2 separate regions of the Homo sapiens genome follow, and region 2 is linked to region 1. The links are chromatin contacts, found by Hi-C or POLR2A ChIA-PET in ENCODE. All regions are on one chromosome and are shown on one strand. Each heading gives the region's core, a stretch centred on a gene start or an enhancer-like site at or near the end of the contact. The rest is flanking DNA. Distances are from core to core; before and after follow the strand shown.

What was found. Hi-C counts contacts between places; a loop is a spot of excess contacts on that map. ChIA-PET counts read pairs that join two places held with the same protein, here RNA polymerase II (POLR2A). Pooled maps may share reads with other maps.
Region 2: a map of PC-9 shows a loop between it and region 1 (6-fold over the local background). The contact joins the promoter of GGCT here to the enhancer-like site in region 1. A Hi-C loop is called at or near these places in 10 of 168 maps with a recorded cell type or tissue (B cell, GM12878, PC-9 and 7 more), 2 of 37 single-sample maps with no recorded cell type and 13 of 50 pooled maps. POLR2A ChIA-PET finds 5 or more read pairs at or near these places in 8 of 52 experiments (H1, IMR-90, MCF 10A and 5 more).

What each region holds. Positions count from the first base shown.
Region 1 is chr7:30,454,978-30,462,742 of GRCh38, forward strand. NOD1 (nucleotide binding oligomerization domain containing 1) reads right to left here. Exons shown (of 14, transcript NM_006092.4): 2 at 4,924-5,064; 3 at 4,175-4,263; 4 at 1,744-2,065; 5 at 160-334. The coding sequence starts at 1,944. Among named protein-coding and RNA genes, the nearest start is that of NOD1, 20 kb to the right of the region's middle. Within about 2 kb of position 4,879, at least 15 of the 41 ENCODE cell types and tissues checked have a DNase peak (open chromatin) inside an H3K27ac peak, as active enhancers do; they include PC-9, ascending aorta, endothelial cell of umbilical vein and 2 more, where a contact is called at or near this core.
Region 2 is chr7:30,502,060-30,509,824 of GRCh38, forward strand. GGCT (gamma-glutamylcyclotransferase) reads right to left here and starts at 2,770. Exons shown (of 4, transcript NM_024051.4): 1 at 2,510-2,770. The coding sequence starts at 2,650. RefSeq lists enhancers at 1,978-2,857, 2,506-2,715, 2,858-3,736, 3,156-3,245 and a silencer at 2,176-2,355.

The DNA of each region.
Region 1 (7,765 bases), core at 3,629-6,128:
CTGCACTTGGGAGACAGGATTCAGCTGTTCCTTTCTAAAATCAAAATAGCACCTGGGCCTGCTTCCTGAGGTGGCACTCAGGGCTGGCCCAGCCATTACCAAACCCCCCAGGGCCCTGCTTGCACTGGTGCCTGCGGTCTTGCTGGGGCTGACTCCTACCTGGGTCAGTGTTGACCACGACTTTGCTCTGAGTGAGCAGGGAAGGGGAGAAGCCGATCTCCAGCAGCCAAGGCCTGAGGTCCACGTAGGCATCTGCGAGTTGCTGGAGCAAGTAGAGGAAGAACTCGGACACCTCCTCGCCCTTGCTCTGTACCAGGTCCAGAATTTTGCGGACCTGGAGGTGACACAAGCATGAGGGCACGGGCTGGCATGAGGGGCATCCTCCTACCATAAGGACCCTCAGGCAGGCTCAGGGCAGGGCTCTGAGTTCTTAGTACAGCCGGTAGCTATGCCATCCCCCCAGCTGCTGTGACAGTCAACATATTGGAGCCCGAAAATCTGTGAAATGACCTCCTGAGCAAGAAATAAAACCACTCAGCTCTAAGAAACCAGGAGGCTTCCATGAGCCTAAAAATAAAAAGGACAGACAAATAGCCATGGACTTCTCTACCTCTTTTTTTTTTTTTTCTTTTTTGAGACAGAGTCTTGCTCTGTCACCCAGGCTGGAGGGCTGGAGTGCAATGGCACAATCTTGGCTCACTGCAACCTCCACCTCCCAGGTTCAAGGAATTCTCTTTCCTCAGCCTCCCAAGTGGCTGGGATTACAGGCACCCACCACCATGCCCGACTAATTTTTGTGTTTTTATTAGAGACGGGTTTTCCCCATGTTGGCCAGGCTGGTCTCAAACTCCTGACCTTAGGTGATCTGCCTGCCTCGGCCTCCCAAAGTGCTGGGATTACAGGCGTGAGCCACGGTGCCCAGCCTTCTCCTTGTCCCTCTTAACCTGACACAACTGCTGTGCAGGAATGAGAGTGGAGAGGTGAGAACCACCCCTTGGGCATAATGAGGTAGGCACCTGGGCCACACAGTAGGAGGGCGATAGGCCATATATTAAAAACGGCTTTTTTTCTTGTTAAAAATGTGGGAAAACAAATCAAGAGAAGAGAACAAAGCACACGAGTGTGCTACTGCTTCCCCCAGAAACCGTCCTGGTCTCTTCTGAGTCCCAGCGGGGTCATGTCATAAATGAGTTGTGTCATTCCTCTAACCAAGAAGGAATTTGTGGTCTCCATTTTATTTTTCAGGAGATAACGCAAAGCGTAAGTGGAAGTAAGGGCTGTTAAGGCGTCCCACAGTGGAGCGGGGAAGATTCTTCACTGTGGACCCACCGTGGGATGTCATCATTCCTGACCCTGAGTCGGTTCCCCTCCGAGTCTCACCCAGCAACAAGCAGCCCTCCAGCCTTCAGAGGCACTGAATGAACATCGCTGCTGGGGATGCTCTTATGCTTATGTTCTTTTTCCCTCCTAATTTAAAGGGGATCTAAAAATGAAGTGTCTGGGAACCAATACACACAGCAATGAGAACTGAGATGTCAGGGTTTGCTCCAGACACAAACACAGAAGTAAAATACCTGACTGTGCAACCTGCTAACCCAGGCATTTGTGTGCTATTAGTACCCCAAAATGCAGCCCTGCCCGCTGGACTAAACTCCCACGCTCTTCACTCAGATCAGCAGGGAGAGGCCTCTTCTAGCTCCCGGGGTCCACACAATGCCATGCCCGTCCCTGTCCCCGGGGCACCTTGTCAGGCTGGGTGGGGCAGGCACACACAATCTCCGCATCTTCGGCCGAGAAGTAGTCATTCTTCAGCAAGTTGTCCACCAGACACTGAGTATTGCGGATGTGAGTGACCAGAAGTTCCCGATTGCTTTTCAGTAATTGAATGTGGGGGTGAGACTCTGATGGGATTATTTCCATCTCACTGTGGCCCTGCTCTTCCATAGTTAAAGTAGCAAGCGGCTACTTTTCCCAAATTCATCTTCAGCTGCGTGTGTCCTCTCAGCAGAAGGGCAATCAGGATTCAGGCCGCGCCCTCCAGGGCCCCTGCTACTCTGCGCAGCCCCTGAAGAGATCAATGACATCATCAGCAAAGCAAAAGCTACAGAAAGAGCTCACCCCACCTCCCACTGGTTGTGGGGTTTCTCTACCTAGAGCAGGAAGGAACCATGCTTAAGACCTTTATCTGGCCAGGCAAGTTGGCTCATGACTGTAATCCCAGCGCTTTGGGAGGCTGAGATGGGTAGATAGCTTGAAGTAAGGCCAGTAGTTTGAGACCAACCTGTGCAACATAGTGAGACACCCATCTCTACAAAAATAAAAAAAATTAGCCAGGCATGGTGGCGCACCTGTAGTCCCAGCTATTGGGGAGGCTAAGGCAGGAGGATCACATGAGCACAAGAGTTCAAGGCTGCAGTGAACGATGATCACACCACTGCACTCCAGCCTGGGTGACAGAGCAAGGCCCTGTCTCTAAAAAAACTTTTATCTTAGATGCATTAAAGAAAAAAAATCATAATTTAATTGTTTGCACTTGAGGGTTACATCTCTAGGGTAGGTGACCAGAGATAGCCAACTCTTTTTTATTTTTAAATCAAAACATCTTTATTATTACTATAAAGCAAAAGTGTGCTTTGATCCTATACTGGGATAGAGATGGAAAGGTGTTTATTTTACATAATAAGGTTAACAGGGCTTGGAGGTTTCTGCATTCCCCAAGCAGGGAACAGGCCCAGAACTGAGAAAGAAAGACCTGTGGGGTTTGGTGGGAGACGGTCTCAGCACAAAATAGCCTGAGAAGAGAGACAGCAGCATGAAGTCTCCTGTGGTAGCCAGAGGCAAGGAACCTGCGGACGGTGATGTCTCAGTCACTGTTGCCCATTTTGGGTTGTGCTATAACCTCTTCCCCCGTGTCCTTGACCTTCAGCAAAGTCTGTTATACACAAGCACCCTGGGAAAGGAGGGAAAAGCAATAGCCCATGTGGCATGAAGTGGGACAGAGGGAGGGCAGAGGGGCAGGAGGAAGAGGGAGAGCCGGCACAGAGTTCCTGGGATTAGATTCCCAAGAGAGGTATCTCTCTGGAAACCCTTGAAAACCTGGTACAAGTGCTGAGTTTCTTGTCTGGGTAGGAACAGGGACCCAGGCTATTTTATTTGGGCATTAAAAAACATTTGGGTTCATCTGAGTTATCCCAAAATTGCACTCACTACCTTCCTTGTAACAATAACAGCAAAAAATAATAATTTTTTAAAAAAATCCCACAGAAGATCCTTCAGCCTCTTCTTGTCCAGGAATACTTGCGTGTGTAAAATGATCTTGGAAGTGGAAAGGCCTGGAATTGGCCACTTTGTCGTTTGTCTAGGCAGGAAAACTCATGCATTTCAGAGAGAGAGTAAAAAAAAGGTTTTTTTGTAGTTCAAAAAAAAGCTCATAGATCTTTTAACACTATCCACATCATTAATATGTTTCACAAGCCACATCTGTTAACATTCAGGTCCAGTGGTTCTCAATTTTTTTTCCACCAAGTGGCACATGAGTCTCCTGCTCTTTGACATGCTTCTATGTTTTCTTTTTTTAACCTATCAAATGCCAGACCCCACACAATAGCTTTCTTTTTAGAATCCAAATGATAGAGCAGGAAAGAGTAAAATTTAAAATTATCAGCAACAGAAGGGCAAGAGATCCTCACCAAAAAAATTTAAAGGTATGAAAATATTAGTTATTGTTCCAATAAAAGTTATTAAATACTAATCCAGCCTTTTCTTTTTTTTTTTTTTTTGACAGAGTCCCACTGTGTGGCTCAGGCTGGAGTGCAGTGGCACAATCTCGGCTCACTGCAACATCTGCCTCCTGAGCTCAAGCAATTCTCCTGCATCAGCCACCCGAGTAGCTAGAACTACAGGCGGGTGCCACCATGCCCAGCTAATTTTTGTATTTTTAGTAGAGACAGGGTTTCACCACGTTGGCCAAGCTGGTCTTGAACTCCTGACCTCAAGTGATCTGCCCACCTCGGCCTCCCAAAGTGCTTGGATTACAGGTGTGAGCCACCACACCCGGCTATTTTCCATGGCAGTCAATTCTATGACCCACTTTAGGATCCTTAGCTTTAGAAAATCGGTTCATTTAAAGCATACCAGCTGACAATATTAAATTTAAATTAGCAGTTAATAATACCTTTTTAAGTTTCTGGCATCATTCTTTGAAGTTAGAATATTTTAAAACAACATTGTTTAAATCTTCAATTTCCAATTTATTTCTGGAATCTGCAAAATCAAAGAAAGACTTAAAAAAATTATTGTGGCACATGGTGAATGAATGAATAAAATTGGCAAGAGAATAATTTTAAAATCTAGTACTCCCAGGTATCAGACTACTCTCTGTACCTTCTTCTTTTAGGACAGTGTTTTCTAAATGTTCAACGTCCCCACCATAGTCACTTTTTTGTTGTTCTTGCCATAATTGAGTCACACCTGTCCTTTATTTGCTTAACCTTTTGCTTTCAATTGAGTTTTGAAAACTCTAATAATTTTAAAGGAATGTAATGTCACCATTAGAAACAGAAAAAAAATATCCTTTGCAATACATAGAAAGTAACACAAAAATTAATTCACCAGAAATACCACAATGTTACTGTATTCCAGCTAGTCCTGCTGCCTGGAAAGGCTCCAGGGTTGGGGCCTGTTTTCTCTCGGAAGCATTTGAGAGATGTTAAAGACACAGTAGCACAGAATTGAGACTTTCTCTTTAAGATCATCACAAGGCTGAGAGAAAACTGGAAAGAAGTCACTTCTCACTTTGTGATTCAGCATTTTGCAATGCCATGCTCCATTCTTTAGAAAGCTGGGAAGGGGTGTTGCACAGCTTCCTTCATCCCTCCTTTCCCGACCTTTGCCCGCCTACCACGAGGGGCCCGTTTTACTCACTGCTTCTGTCTCTTCCAAGCCTGCGATTCCCATAAAAACAGCAACTTGTCTTCCCAGATGTTTTCTGTAATCGCCGCCACAATCTCCACCTCTTGCCATCAAAGGCAGAAACCGAAGGAAAGTCTCCTGACTTACAATCACCTAAATAAAGCAATATATTATATGACAGCCATCTGGCAAGGAGGCTGCTTTATAATGTCCAGAGCCCTGGCTGAAGATTTAATCAGGTGTGCAGAGTTAGCTCAATTCAGCAAGAACTTAACAAGGTATGGATGTTGGAAGGGAAAGCAGAGAAACTGAACTCTGCCTTGGTAAACAGAATCTAAGGGTAGACCAAAACCATACCATGGGAGACTGGAGATCAATTCGAAGTTCATGGGCACTTATTACCAGAAACACCAGACAGCCAGAGATCTGCTGGCCCTGGGGGGCAATCCTTTCCTTTCTTTGCTTGGTAAAGGGTGGGTCCAGTTGATGAAGACGGTCTGGTCCTCTCTTCCAGGCAAAGAGAGGACGGAGATTGGGCTGGGGCCAGGTATCTGGGAGCTGGGTCTGCTCTCCTGGGTGGAGCTTTCCCAGGCCAGTGGTGCAGACCAATGGGGACTGAAGTTGGAGATCCTGGTAAGACAGCTCCAGGGATACCCAAAGGAAAAAACCAAGCTAATGGAGGCAGCCAGAAAACAGGACACACCGCAGAACAAAAGATGGATCACCAAGTGGAAAAATGAAGCAGAGGAGATCGGAGGAGGGTGAGTCCACCACCAAAAGCCATCTCCTGAGGCAAAGGCAGGTGGGGGTAGAGCCTGTGGGCAGTGAGGGAGCCCCGAAGGGAGCTGGGGGTTGCACAGGCATTTCCTCTCAACCGCTCTTCTTTCTAGCTTTCTGCCCTCAGAGAGGGTTAGTTTCCAGGGTAAGGGAATCCCAGGGGCAATTCACCACTCCGGGCTCCTCACAGAAACCAGTGCCCAAGTCCCCTCCTGCAATGTGATCTTCCAAACTAAAGAAAAGGTCTGCAGAGCCTCCAGGAGAAGATTCAGGGAAGCTGCTCTGGTGAAAAGGAAGCAGGGATTGCAGGATGGCGGATCTTCAAAGGGAAAAAGGAGACCATAGAGCAGCTCTGTTGAATTGAAATATGACACAGCTTTCCTAGTAATTTAAAACTTTCTAATAGCCACACTAATAAAAGTAAAAATGGACAGGTGAAATTAATTTCAATGATATATTTTAATTCTAATACACTCAAAATATTTCAGTATGTCATCCATACAAAATTTATTTATTATTATTTTTTGAGATGAAGTCTCACTCACTCTGTCGCCCAGGCTGGAGTGCGGTGGCGCAATCTCGGCTCACTGCAGCCTCCGCCTCCCAGGTTCAAGCAATTCTCCTGCCTCCGCCTCCTAAGTAGCTGGGATTACAGGTGCACACCCCCATGCCTGGCTACTTTTTGTATTTTTAGTAGAGACAGGGTTTCATCATATTGCCCAGGCTGGTCTTGAACTCCTGGCCTCAAGTGATCCTCCCACCTCAGCCTCCCAAAGTGCTGGGATTACAGGTGTGAGCCACTGCACCCAGCCCATCAACAAAAAATTTATTAATGAGATAGTTTACATTCTTTTTCTTCATACTATGGCTTGGAAACCTGGCATGTGTTTTAATCGCACATCTCAGTTTGGATCAACCACATTTCCAGTGCTCAAGAGCCACATGCGGCCAGGGGCTACTCAAGTGGACAGTGCCACTCCAGGGCAATCACTAAAAGCTAGGGTGTTGAGACATCAGAGTTCCTGCCTGCTGCCCTTCCATTTGAAATACTGATGCCAGGAATGATCTTTGTTGTTGTTGTTGTTGTTGTTGAGACGGAGTCTCGCTCTGTCACCCAGGCGGGAGTGCAGTGGCACAATCTTGGCCCACTGCAAGCTCCGCCTCCCGGGTTCACGCCATTCTCCTGCCTCAGCCTCCCAAGTAGCTGGGACTACAGGCACCTGCCACCATGCCCAGCTAATTTTTTGTATTTTTAGTAGGGACGCGGTTTCACCGTGTTAGCCAGGATGGTCTTGATCTCCTGACCTCGTGATCCACCCACCTCGGCCTCCCAAAGTGCTGGGATTACAGGTGTGAGCCACCGTGCCTGGCCAGGAATGATCTTAATTGGCTTTTCAGATCAGTTTCATCGGCAACTCAGTGAGACAGAGGTTAAAGACGTGAGGTCACTGAAAATTCTGCAAACTCAGGAAGAAAATACACACTGGACCTACTGGTTTATACTCAATGTAAAATTCTCTTCACTGCTGCATACAATTTTGCAGCTTTGCATCCTTGCAAAGATAGAGAGTAAGATACAAAAATGCTGTTGATGTTTGGTGAGTCAGGACTCTCCTATACCACTGGTGGAAATGTAAATCTGTGGAAGTCTCTGGAAAGTCCTTTGACACAATATGTGTCAACAGACTCTGAAAACTTTCTATTTAGTAACTTCCCCTTCTAGAAACCCGCCTTTTGAAAAGAATCAGGGGTTCTGATGGGTTTTTTTTTTTTTTTTGCTGTTTTTTCTTTTTAAACAAGGGACTTCCAGTCCTGGCTATAATAGAATAACTTGTAGCTCACACAGAGGACAACTGCTGGTGAATGGATTGACAAAGTATAGCATATTCATACAGTAGAACACAATTCAACAATAAATGCCAATGAAACAAGAATCCATCATGAATGAGTGTCACAGATACTACACTGAGTGAGAGAAGCCAGACTCAAAAGAGTACTTAGGGCTGGGTGCAGTGGCTCACGCTTGTAATCCTAGCACTTTGGGAGGCCAAGGCAGGTGGATCACTTGAGGCCAGGA
Region 2 (7,765 bases), core at 1,520-4,019, 45 kb after region 1:
TTTTCAGGCTGTTCCTTGATCTCAATCCCCTTTGCCAACTCCTCCTCCATTACCTGATTTTTAAATGTTGGAGTTGCTCAAGGCTCAGTCTAGGCCATGGGTGTCCAACCCTTTGGATGCAAGAACTTTTTTGCTTACCTGTGGTGGCGGACATCACAAAAATTATGCATGGGCCTTTTTTTTGTTTTTGTTTTTGTTTTAGCTCATCAGCTATCATTAGTTTTAGTGTATTTTATGTGTGGCCCAAGACAATTTTTCTTCTTCCAGTGTGGCCCAAGGAAGCCAAAAGGTTGGACACCCATGGTCTAGGCCATTTTCTCTATTCATTTGGCAATTTGCTCAAGACATTCTCATCCCCTCCAATGGCTTCAAATATTCTGATCATCTTTAAACCCAGACCAGATCTCTCTTCTGAGCTTCAGAAGTGCTTAGAACAGGGCCTAGCACACAGTAAGTACTTAATAAATGTTTGCTAATATTATTCTGTTCACTTGACTGTTTAGCAAGCATTTCAAATTCAAAATGTTCAAACTGAACTTAAAATTTTCTCCTCCCAAGCCGGATTTTCCTCTTTTCTCTGCAAACATCACCTGCATCTACCTGGTGCCAAAAACCTGAGTCATCTTTGGTATTCTCTTCACACTCAATCACTATGCTTTAACAATGTTATCTCCAAATTAGTTCTCAAATCCATCCACCCTGCCCTGCCACCACCCTAGTTCAAGATGCCATTCATTATCTTTGGCATAAATTGCTGCAAAAACTTCTTGAACTCTCCACATTCACTCTTCCCTCCTTCAAATCTATTTTCCATGTGACCAGAATGGGCTTTTGGAGATAGAAATCTATCTTTCATGTGCTTTAGTTCTGCAGTGTGTCTTATTTGGCTTCTGTGGTCCTGGAAGATGTGGCCCTTCCACATATCTCCAGTCTTCATGCCACATTCCCCTTACTAAACTCCAGCCACACTGACTGAAAGATCCAGCTTCCTCTTTCTTCAGGTCCTTTGCAGAAGATGCTGTTCCCTGTTTTGTGTGCTCCCCACCTCTACAATCATTCAGGTCTCAACTTAAAAGTCACATTTTCAGGCAGGGCTTTCCTGAGCATCCTGGTTAGGTCAGGTACCCTGGTCATACGCCCCATTGCACTTTGCATGCCTCCTTTTTAAGATGGACCATATACCTGTAACTGAATAATCCCTTGTTTAATATCTCTTCCCCTTGCCCTGACTGTAAGCATTTGGACTCCCTTCCTACAGTTGGGAAATTCCCTACCTTACGAGTTTGGGAATAGGGAGTATCAGAGCCTGACTCCCATTTTTGAGGCTTCAAAGGCCAGAAGCTGGTTCTCTCAGTTTTGCTTAAAATCACGGCATGGGTACGTGGCCAAAACTTAGCCAATCGGGACATTCTGGGGCTTTCAATTAGAAGCTAGTGCCCAAGACAGCAGGGACTCCAGAGAGGCTGACACATTTGGGTTTCAGGAACTGCAGGGATGTACAGAGGCAGGCAGTGTCCAGGGCAGGGGGTGGTGGACAATACAGCATCCACGTTTACCAAGTTCAGCAGTGGCGTGGAAGAGGCTCCGTGGGCTGGTTCTGTTGTGTGATGCCCACTGTATTACAGTTGCTGTGCCTCCCTTTATGCTTGTCCGTTTTGTCAGCTTTGTACTCCTGCCTTCCTGGTCATTCTGTGAGCTCTCCAATAGCCTTTCAACACATTCTTTTTTTTTTTTTTTTTTTTTTTTTTGCTTAAATCAGCCAGTTTCTGTTGCTTGCAACTAAGAACTCACGATGTTAGCAGAGATCATGTTTGTCTCATTCGACGCTGTCAAAAAGGTTTTGAACATAATCTATTGCACCTCTGTCCTACAGACTGAGAGTTCCTCGAAACAGCCACTTTACTCAATCATGTTTATACCCTTAGTGTTAAGTGCCGGAAGAATATGTACTAAATGAATGAATGGACTGGGCTGAAGAGCAATGATTTACCAACACTGGTTATAGTTCATGCAGCCCCTTGACCTAACTGAACACAGCATTATTACAAATAAGACATGGTCCCAGCTTTCAGGACCTCTTAGATGAGGAGCGAAAGGCAGGTAAACGGATTTTCACAATGCCAGGTGAGAAGTGCTGTAACAAAGGTTATGTACAGAACAGAAGGCAACCAATTCCCAGACACGGGTCAGAGAAGACTCTCCAGAAGTACCAACTGTATGCAATCTGTTAAGTTAGTGGACGAGAGGCCAAATCGGTGCAGACCGAGCAGCCGGTGCAAAGGCCAGGAGGGGGAAAGCTCCAGGCAGCCCGAGAGGGCACCGTGGCCCGGGCAGGGCCGGGCAGTGGGCGCAGCGGAGGAGGTGGACCCGCCCAGGAGGCGGAAGCCGCGTCCTAGTACCCTCATCAAGAAGAACTGCATTCCTGGCCCGATCGGCCACGTGTGCCCCCGAGGAAGCGCCTTCTGGGCATCCCGGCCCCGGCGTGGGTAGCGCGGGAGGGGGCACTCACCTGCAGGCGGGCCACACAGAAGAACGCCGCCGAGGGGTTTCGGAGGTGGATCCTCTCTGTCAGCAGGTTGCTGCCGTAGGCAAAGTACAGAAAACTCTCCTCATCTGGACCCGTGACGTCCTTGCAGCCCGAGTTGGCCATATCCCACTACGCCCCTGCACTGGAGCCTGAAGCAGAGTGTAAGGAACGGCCAGAGAGCGCAACACTGGGGCCCACTACCCCGGCGCAGTGACCGCCGCGCGGCAGCCTCAGGGTTAGGGGACTGGCGGGAAGCGTGGGCCGGTCGAGTCAGGAGCGAGCGCTCTCCTGATTGGCTGCCGGTCCCCACCGACCTGAGTCGCCCCCTTTGATTGGCCATCCCCACGGCCTTCCCTCCGCCTTCCGCCGAGACTCAGAAATAGTCTGTCCTGAAGCAATCCGGCGCTGGCTCCTCATTGGACACGACCTACTGATGTCCCGCCCCTCCTTGCTCAAGGCTTCCTCTGATTGAGGGGTGGACAGGCACTCCTCACAGGCGGGTCGGGTCCCATGGACACTGGCTGAAGGTCGTGGCGCGTGACTGGTTTCTTCGCTCTGGGGTGCTTGTGTGTGGTTCTTTGGTACTTTCTGTGCCTTAGGAAGTTCTGGTCAGATCTGAGGCGAAACAGCGGCCCAGGCGACTCCATCAACGGCTCCCTCATCCGGCAGCTCGCCGGGTCCTGCCTTCCTGGCCTAGAGGAGTCGGGCAGGACGGGTCCGTTCACCCTTTCTGCTGGTTCCGGCACCCCCAGCACTGGTCATCAATCTGACCCCTTTCCACGGACCCGTCGCCTGCTGGAGCGGCCCCTCTGAATGCTTGGGACTCCCTTCCCTGTTACATGGAAGTTACATGCCTGGGCTTAAATCCCGACGCTGCCATTTACTAGCCAAGTAACTTTGGGCACCTCTGGTCTCCGTTTCCTCTTTTTAAAAATCGGGATCATAATATAAGTTAGGGTCACAGTAGAAACCCCTATATTGTGTTTTGGTTACCCCCTCCCACACACACACACATCCTGGGTGTATTTTTTAAAACCTATATTGTTAACTTTTGAATGAACATAAGGGCATAGGAACATTGTCTATCCTTGACACCCAGCTATTAATCTCTAAATACCACCCCCCACTAAAAGGTACCAAGTGATCCTTCGAGAAATGACTGATGCCAGGTCAGGAGCTAGGAGTGAATGAGGACAACTTGGAACATCTTGTGTCAGAAGCTCAGGACGCCTCTCAAGACGAACGAGGTCCTTCTAAAAGGACATGGGAACCAGCCTGAAGTTGCCCACTGGCCAAAATTAGAACAATTTGAGAATCAAAAATAACAATGACTGCAAACTGAAAAATGATTGGAAACTTTAAACATAAAAAAGCCATTCCCCCCAAAGAGTAATCCAAATTAAAAAAAAAACTATAACTTCATTTGCCACACTATTGGTGGTGACTATTACACCAACTTTACTCTGCAAAGTGATAATTTAAGAAAACAAACAGGTATTCCGCCTTTCTAGTAGCAGCTGTATTTCGGGGTAACTGAAATACAGCTGATGACGAGCATCAGTTGATGAGGAAACAGTTCTCTTTACAAAAGTATGCCAACTAAGTCATCCTAAATGAATAATGGAATTTTATAATTGATTCATGCCAGGATCATCAGTGATATCATTTGGTGAAAAGGTGATAGGGAACAGGATATTCACTTGATGCCAAATTACTCCCTGAGGATTACTGCTGGTTACAATTTATTTATTTTATTTTTATTTTTTTGAGACAGAGTCTCACTCCGTCGCCCAGGCTGAAGTGCAGTGGTGTGATGTCGGCTCACTGCAAGCTCCGCCTCCCGGGTTCACACCATTCTCCTGCCTCAGCTTCCTGAGTAGCTGGGACTACAGGCACCCGCCACCATGCCTGGCTAATTTTTTGTATTTTTAGTAGAGACGGGGTTTCACCATGTTGGCCAGGATGGTCTTGATCTCCTGACCTCGTGATCTGCCCGCCTCGGCCTCCCAAAGTGCTGGTGTGTCCGGAATTGTGGGTTCTTGGTTTCACTGACTTAAAGAATGAAGCCGCTGACCCTCGCGGTGAGTGTTACAGTTCTTAATGATGGTGTGTCCGGAGTTCGTTCCTTCAGATGTTCAGATGTGTCTGGAGTTTCTTCCTTCTGGTGGGTTTGTGGTCTCACTGACTTCAGGAGTGAAGCTGCAGACCCTCGCGGTGAGTGTTACGGCTCTTAAAGGCGGTGCATCTGGAGTTGTTCATTCCTTCTGGTGGGTTTGTGGTCTTGCTGACTTCAGGAATGAAGCTGCAGACCTTCATGGTGAGTGTTACAGTTCATAAAGGTGGCTCGTCCAGAGTTGTTCATTCCTCCCATCCGGAGTTGTTTGTTCCTCCCGTCCAGAATTGTTCGTTCCTCCTGTCTGGAGTTGTTCCTTCCTGTGGGTTCATGGTCTCGCTGGCTTCAGGAGTGAAGCTGCAGACCCTCGCGGTTGAGTGTTACGGCTCTTAAAGGCGGTGCATCTGGAGTTGTTCATTCCTTCTGGTGGGTTTGTGGTCTTGCTGACTTCAAGAGTGAAGCTGCAGACCTTCATGGTGAGTGTTACAGTTCATAAAGGTGGCACGTCCAGAGTTGTTCATTCCTCCCATCCGGAGTTGTTCGTTCCTCCCGTCCAGAATTGTTCGTTCCTCCCGTCTGGAGTTGTTCCTTCCTGTGGGTTCATGGTCTCGCTGGCTTCAGGAGTGAAGCTGCAGACCTTCGTGGTGAGTGTTACAGCTCATAAAGGCGGTGCGGACCCAAAGAGTGAGCAGCAGCAAGATTTAGTGCAAAGAGTAAAAGAACAAAGCTTCCACAGCCTGGAGGGGGACCCAAGTGGGTTGCCCATGCTGGCTCTGGTGGCCTGCTTTTATTCCCTTATTTGGCCCCACCCACATCCTGCTGATTGGTCCATTTCACAGAGAGCTGATTGGTCTGTTTTGACAGAGCCCTGATTGGTGTGTTTACAAACCTTTAGCTAGACACAGAGCACTGATTGGTGCATTTACAATCCTTTAACTAGACAGAAAAGTTCTCTAAGCCTCCTACCTGGTTAGCTAGACACAGAGCCCCGATTGGTGCACTTAAAAACCTTTAGCTATACACAGAGTGCTGATTGGTGCGTTTACAAACCTTTAGCTAGGCACAGAGTGCTGATTGGTGCGTTTACAATCCTTTAGCTAGACAGAAAAGTTCTCCAAGTGCCCACCCGACCCAGAAGCCCAGCTGGCTTCACCTGTCACTGGGATTACAGGCGTGAGCCACCGCGCCTGGCCTACTGCTGGTTACATTTTTACAACACAGGGAAATCTTGCCCCTCCTACCTTAACCCAGAACAATCTTATCACCATAAAAGTGGCCCAGCCTGACATTAAATATCTCCCAATTTGATGCAATATGAAGCTCCAGCATCATCTATGAAGTATTCTTTCCAAAAAATTTTAACCTCAACATCATCAAGCCTTTAAATCTATCTTCCTGTCTCAGGAACTGCAAGGATAGAAGAATAAAATTACAACAGGAGAAAACAACCAGAAAAACCCAGAATAAATGGTGGAACACCCTACTGAACACATGGCCCAGTGTCTTCAATAAGTCAGTGTCATTAAAAAGAAAAAAAGCAGCACTGAGGGATGGCTGCTCTAGATTAAAAGAAATTTTAAAAATGTGGCTGGGTGTGGTGGTTCACACCTGTAATCCCAGCAATTTGGGAGGCTGAGGCAGGCAGATCACAATGTCAAGAGATGGAGACCTTCCTGGCCAACATGGTGAAACCCCATCTCTACTAAAAATACAAAAATTAGCTGGGCATGGTGGCATGCCTCTAGTCCCAGCTACTCGGGAGGCTGAGGCAGAAGAATTGTTTGAACCTGGGAGGCAGAATTTGCAGTGAGCCAAGATCACGCCTTTGCACTCCAGCTTGGCAACGGAGCAAGACTCCATCTCAAAAACAAACAAACAAACAAACAAACAATAACCAAATGTATGGCTTGTCCTCTGTTGATTCTGGTTTAATAAGCCAGATATAAAAGATATTTCGGGGACAACTGAAGAAATTTGAGTTTTCACTGGGGCATTAGGTGATATTAGGCAATTGTTATTAGGTGTGATAATGGTATTGTGCTTCGGTAGAAAAATGTCTCTATTTTTAGACATGTATACTGGCATATATAGGGTTGAAATATTTGATACCTATATTTTAAGATAATTCAGAACAAAAAAATACAGAAAGTGTTAAATGTTAAATGTAGTGATGTACATGGATGTTCATTATATTTTTAATGTATATATGTTTGAATATTTTCATGTTAAAAAAAGAACAAGGAAAAAGGTGATATATGGAAAGCCCTTGCCATGTAGTGAGCACTCAATAAGCAATAGCATTATTATTATTATACAATCTGCAAATAGGAAGATTATTGTGGGATCTGCCCCGCAGCCCGCAATGCAATGGGGCTCTTTCCTTGTTCACGGGCAGATCGGCAGGTCGAGAAATAATAGACGCACACAAGATAGTGAAAACTGGGTCCAGGGGGGGTCACCATCTTCTGGTCCCGTGGTGCCGCCAATGCACTGGATATACCAGCATTTATTATTAAGTTTAGTGAGGTCAGGGGTAGGTTAGTGAGGGATTTAGGGTCGTTTGATTATGAGGTGAGATAGTCACATGGAGATGAAGTAATTCTTTAACATAACATCTATATGCAGAAGTACAGTATACAGAGATAAGAATTTACATCAGTCATTTCTAACAGAGCCTTGAAACAGAAACACAGTCTGTCCATAACCTATGATTAGCAAGATATTAATCAGCAGTAACTGTTGCAGCAAAAGCTGGTTACAAACAATCCATGGAAACAGGACGTGAAGCTAGACAACCGGTTAGACCAGAAATTCTCAGAAGGGAGTATGCCTTAACCCTAAAGAGGCCTAGAAGAGCCATGGCAAGATGAGGGTGTTTGTAGCCCTATCTTATCCATATGAACAGGTGCCCCTCATGCATCTGCTTATAGGCTCTCCACAAGCGTTGCATTCCATTCCCAGAGCTCTGAACATCTGCTTTTCTGGGATAGGAATCTTGGTGATGTGAAACCTCCCTGACTGCACGTCTGTTCATAGGCTCTCTGCAGGGGGAAGCACATCACGCGCTGTTGGCTCATTCTGGCAGCCCAACCTGGCATTGTCTTTACACAATCCTGCATGCAACT